2 separate regions of the Homo sapiens genome follow, and region 2 is linked to region 1. Evidence: chromatin loops called from intact Hi-C (ENCODE). Cell type or tissue: IMR-90. All regions are shown on one strand. Links, peaks and the distances in the headings refer to the core of each region. The heading gives the core; the rest is flanking DNA.

Evidence for each region. Hi-C counts contacts between places; a loop is a spot of excess contacts. Peaks named below come from ENCODE experiments on the same cell type or tissue, not always from the same donor. Only the 100,000 strongest peaks of a DNase experiment are listed, where the experiment ranks them.
Region 2: a loop joins it to region 1, with 7 times the contacts of the local background. A loop is called at or near these places in 10 of 110 quality-filtered maps.

Annotation. Positions count from the first base shown.
Region 1 is chr5:56,408,013-56,410,927 of GRCh38, reverse strand. No RefSeq gene overlaps it. Among named protein-coding and RNA genes, the nearest start is that of LINC01948, 72 kb to the left of the region's middle. In IMR-90, for the core only: no CTCF peak of the experiment used is centred there; a DNase peak (open chromatin) is centred at 1,337; H3K27ac peaks cover 1,110 bases.
Region 2 is chr5:56,277,256-56,280,170 of GRCh38, reverse strand. No RefSeq gene overlaps it. Among named protein-coding and RNA genes, the nearest start is that of ANKRD55, 45 kb to the right of the region's middle. RefSeq lists an enhancer at 94-697. In IMR-90, for the core only: no CTCF peak of the experiment used is centred there; a DNase peak (open chromatin) is centred at 1,580; H3K27ac peaks cover 2,500 bases.

The DNA.
Region 1 (2,915 bases), core at 122-2,621:
AATGGCATGCCCTTGTTATGCTGGTGTCCTCTATAGCACTCATATTCTGTCATGTATGGTTGGGAAACTTCACGTGTGCACAAACCATTTCCTAACCCAAGTTTCAGGATCCTTGAAGTCAAGGCCAGGTTCCAGGCCTCCTCACATTTCCCACCATGCTCAGCAAGCTGGGAGGCGAGCGGGCACCCACCTGCAAGCCAGGTTCAGTTCTGCCTCTGGCCAAGCACCGACTGCCCATCTCCCCAAGTCCCTCTGTAGTCATGAGACGGGGGCTAAAAGGAGGATATAATTAAAGGGTCAGGAAGTAAGGAGAGAGTGTGGTGTAAACTGAGGAAGCAAACAGGTCAGGACAGTAGGTCTGAGGGGAAAAGTCACCTGGGCCATTATACTATAACAAAATGAAAATCTAGATGCTTTATTGTTCTCAGTAGTTTAAAAAAATATGTTTTGGGAACAACTATTTTTATAGAGATGAGAGGGGAAACATACACTAGAAAAATCTTTCTCATAGGAATGAGTTTGTTTGTCCTTTTTAAACAAACAAGCCAACATGAGTTAGTAATATAATCTTGCAGTTAAAAACCAACAAATCTCCACCAAAAAAAAAAAAAACAGCAATATGATATATTTCTGTCCATCGTTTTAGCCCTCTTGGGTGACAGAGGAACCAGCTACCCAGAGAAGAAGACTTGGGGGAGTGGGTAAGGGTCTCCCCTCATCCCAAGGACAGCATCACAAGGGGTTCAGGGTGAAGGGAAACAGGAAGTGGAGGCATTTTCTGTCTTTTCAAACTGGGCACTTCTCATCTGGTCCAGCTCTTTGGCAAAGAGAAGGACACCAACCGGGACCTCGCAGTCCCTCGACTCAGCACAAAGCTTCCTTAGATTAGTGCCCAAACTAATTTTTATGACATGTCATTCCAGTAAGGGCACGGCTGCATTTCACAGATGGGCTTCCCCCAGATAGCGACTGTTGATTGGCTGAGTTGGGATCTGGCTGGATTAGGGAAATTTAAGCTGACAGCTGGTCTTTTTGCATGAGAGCATAAAGCCCTTGTTGTTGGAGGAAGCAATGGGAGCTGGTCAGATCTCATGGCCAAGTAGGAGGGCTTACTCTTAGCAGAGGCCAACACTTCCCAAGCTAAGATGACTTAAAAACGACGATTGTGCAAGTACAGTTACACTGTACCAGCCCAAATGATCTCAGGTCCTGACCAAAAGACCAGAGCAGATAAGAAAACAGCCCAGTAGAACATATGGGAAAAGAGAAAAAAACTTAAAGAAGCCCACGTCTAGGTAGAAATCCCAGAAGTCCTAATCACCAAGGAACTTGGCTTCCCTAGAGTAATGAGTCACCTCTGAGTCTCCTCTGGAAGATTAGTTCACGTTATCAGTGAGTCCTGAGAACAGGGATTTAAAATGTTTATTTGCCCAAGGAAAGACCTGCATGTATTTAGAAATACAACTACTAATAAAAGTATGTGTGTGTGTGTGTATGTGCACTCACATGCAAGCGTGATCTCATGCCAGTCACTGTGCCAAGAGAGAGCTTAATGTGCATTAACGCGTCCAATCCCGCAACTGCCCTATGAGAAGGGTGCCATTATTTTCTTCTTTTTATGGAGGAGGAAACTGAGGCTTAAAGAGATTAGGTAACGTCTGGGCTACTCTGGGAGCCTAACCAGTATTAATAACAATGGTTTCCAAATTATAGATCACAACCCATTAAAGATCATAAAATCCATGTAGTGGGTCGCAAATAGGCTTTAACAGAAAAGAAAAAAAAATCAGCGTGCTCTATGTAAAGTAAGAGAAAAATTGATTCATGGAGCCGGCGCAGTGGCTCACGCCTGTAATCCCAGCACTTTGGGAGGCCGAGGCGGGCGGATCACGAGATCGAGACCATCCTGGCTAACACGGTGAAACCCTGTCTCTACTAAAAATACAAAAAATTAGCTGGGCGTGGTGGTGGGCGCCTGTAGTCCCAGCTACTCAGGAGGCTGAGGCAGGAGAATGGCGTGAACCCGGGCGGCAAAGCTTGCAGTGAGCTGAGATCTCACCACTGCGCTCCAGCCTGGGCAACAGAGCCAGACTCCGTCTCAAAAAAAAAAAAAAGAAAGAAAAGAAAAAGAGAAACTGATTCATTATCCTTTCCATTCAGTGATATAGGTGCTATATGCTGTGGGTTACAATATCAAATATAGTAGCCTGACATCTAACACTGTAGATTAGTTTTGCCTGTTTTTGAACTTTGTATAAATGAAATGATGTAACATGTATTCCTTTGTGTCTGGTTTCTTTTATTCAACATTTTATTTGAGAGAACCATCAATATTATTGTTTTAGTTTGTTCATTCTTGTTATTGTGTTATATATGTATACAATACACATATTGTATATTGTGTGACTACACATAACTTTTTTAACCAGTCTCCTGTCAATGATATTTGGGTTGTTTCTACTTTTTTACTATGATAAACAACACCATGAACATTTGGGTATGTGTCTTTTGGCAAACATACGTACACATCCCTATTGGATATGTACCTGGGAGTAAAATCTCAGGGCCATGGGGTATATGGGAGTTCAGTATTAGTAGACATTGCTAAATAGCTTTTTTTCAAAGTAGCTATAACAACAGTTTAAGTGTACCAGTAATTTAAACGTTTTTCTTTCTGTGACAATTTCTCTGGGAAAATGCTTTCTGCAAGGTGCAAGTACAGAAGTGTTTATGAACACATCTGCTCCGTCATCCTCTTTTCCTTCCTAGTCCCACCCTCCATTCATCTATAACATTGACTGACTGAGGAGGTGGGGGCTTGGATTGCTTTGTCTGACATAACTTCAGAGCAGAGCAGGAGTGTGTGCATATTAGATATGCAGTAGCAGACTGACCTGTAAGGGAAGGTCCCACTT
Region 2 (2,915 bases), core at 275-2,774, 130 kb after region 1:
GCTTGGCATCCTTGCTGAATAAATAGTATTTGTCCACAGTGACACTGGTCAGTGGCAAACTGCCTTTGTTCTGTGATGAGAAGCATGAGCACACAACTTGCGAGTTGTCTATCCAGGACTCTGGTCCTATATGGGCATCAAACTCATGCCCTTGGCCTTGTTTATGTCCTGTTCCAGCTAGCTAGGCTGGCTTGCACAGAAGGAAGGAGTGAAGGTAGAGGGAGAAAGGGAGAGAAGGGGTGGGGGGGGGAAACTTGTGCTGGTTTCATACAAATCTTCTCCAGTTTAATCATACCTGTGATGTAGACAGAATTAGTCCCATTTTATAGATCCAGAGAAATTCAGTCAGTTGCCAGATTTGCAGGGGTTAGAAAAGCTAGAATTTGAACTCTCCTATTCTGAGTGGGAGCCTGTCATTCTTTGTGCCACATCAAGCCACTGATGGAAGTGAGCAGGCAGTTGACTGAAATTGATTGCCATTCTGCCAGCCTCCAAGCCTTAGGAAATGGCCTGCCTCAGATAGAATGGAAGTTGCAGTGGGCATCAGACAGCACTTTCCTCTTTCCCCTCGGCCTCTGGCGTCAGGCTGCCCCAGAGGGAGATCTGTTGTGTTTTCAGCAGCTCTGGAAGAGACATTTCTCCTGGAGTGGTGGACACAGCAGTGTCCTGTTATTCCCCTGCAAGTCCCACTGGGGTGTGGCAGCCATAGCAGGAATTGCTTACTTCCCTTAGCAGCCCCGATCATCGCATGTGCTCACATTAGCTCAGGAAACTCTGCCATATGGGCTTCTTACGTCTCCTGCCTTCCACAGCTTCAGGCACCTCTTCAAATGCTTTTTAATTCAGCTGGCGTTGTGGCTCACAACTGTAATCCCAGCACTTTGGGAGGCTGAGGTGGGCAGATTGCTTGAGCCCAGGAATTTGAGACTAGCCTGGGCAACATGGTGAAACCCTGTCTCTAGAAAAAATACAAAAATTAGCTGGGCATGGTGGTGCACGCCTGTGGTCCAAGCTACTCAGGAGGCTGAGGTGGGAGGATCACCTGAGCCCAGGAGGTTGAGCCATGATGGTGCCACTGCACTCCAGCCTGAGCAACAGAGTGAGACCCCATTTCAAAAATAAATAAAGTAAATAAATTCAGACTGTCATGAGCCATTCATTCCCAAAGATTCCATTTGTGCTTAAGCCCAATATTTTACAGACAGGATGAACAAGACTCAGAGAAGCAAAGAGACCTCCTGAAGGTCACATGGCAAGTGAATGACAGAACTAGGGCCAGAATCAAGGTCCCTGACTATTCTTCAGTCACTCAGCAGACATTCATTGAGTGACTAGAATCTGCTAGGCACCACTCCGGGTGTTAGGTGTCCATTGCTGTCCTTAGAAGCAAGCTGCGCTGCTCTGCTGGGGCTTCCCTTCTCCCCTTTCCTGGATGCTTTTCATTCCCAGCCCCAGAGTCTAACCCCGAGACCTCCAGGGCCACTCACCACAGCATTCCTGAAGACTTAGAAGAGGTGCTTTTGTGTGCAGCCCTTTCCTCCAAGACCCTGGAATGCACGTTCGCAGGACTTGCTGATTTATAGCCATGTTGCCTTTCAAAGAATTCCCTGGCCTGCGTTAAGTCAACAGATTTGAGAAAAGGCTGGTTAAAAGTTCTGTCACGGGAGCCAGTTGTTCCTTGTGTTCGCAGGATGCTTTCTTTAACCCTGGGTCCTGCTCAGGCCAGTAACAGCACACCCTGGGCCTACAACTGCTCAGGATCTGTGTGTAAGACATGGAAACTCTGTCATATAAATGTATTTAGTGCTCCTCCCTCGAATAGCCCTAAGCCCTGTCATATAAATGTATTTACTGCCCTTCCCTCGAATAGCCCTAAGCCTCTATTCTCTCATTTATCATTCTTTGTTTTTTACTGCCTTAATGGTTTTTGTGATCATATTAGCCTATTTTCTATTTTTATCCTCTTGTCATTCTGCCCATCAACTGAGAGCAGTGGCCATATCCTGTTTGTACATGCCGACCTTTCTGAAAACAATTCATTCATTCATTCATTCATTCATCCACCCACCCATCCATTCAACAATCCTGGCCCTGTCCTGGGAACTGAGGATGCAGCAATAGAGAAATAAAGATGGCTGCTGCCTGCCAGGTGCACTGCCCAGATCCTTGTTCAGGGTCACTCTGCTCATTCCCCAGCTGCCAGGATTGTTACTGGCTGATGACCCACATTGAGTCCTCCCTATGAATTGCCCTTGGCCAAAGGGAGCTGTGTCCCCTTCCTGGGGACACTCTGCATCCAATGACTGGCTGATTTGGGGCCCGCCCCCTTTGTCTCAATTCAGGACATCCCTGAAGCACTTCCCCAGCTTCAGGGCTCCCCTGGGAATCAGTGGAGACCTCTGTTGCAACTGAATCACAGTTCAAGTCTTCTCTGTGCCCAATCTTGCTTCCTTCACACCCTGTGGCTGCTGTGCCTGAGAGCACCCACCGCCATAACCCTCCTTGCACACAAATCTCCAGCTCAGAGTTTTGTTCCCAGGGAAGTCATCCTATGACACCTGCTATCATGAAGCTTATATACTAGGAGTGATAGAAAATAAACACAAATAGTAACACAGTTATGTGAAAAATTACATTGCTGTGGGAAGAAATAGAGTGGGGTCAGGGGATCAGGAATACAGATTGGGAAGATGATTAATTTTTCATATTCAATAGAATGATTGGACTGGCATCTCTGAGAATGTGACACTTGAGCAAAGACTTGAAATTAGCAAACTGAATGTCCAAAAGCTTCTGAATCCAAAATTGAGCCTGGATCAGTCAGGATTTCCCAGAGAAACAGCACCAATAGGATGTGAATGTGTGTATGTGTGTGTGTGTGTACATATATGTGAATATGTACATGCATACACACT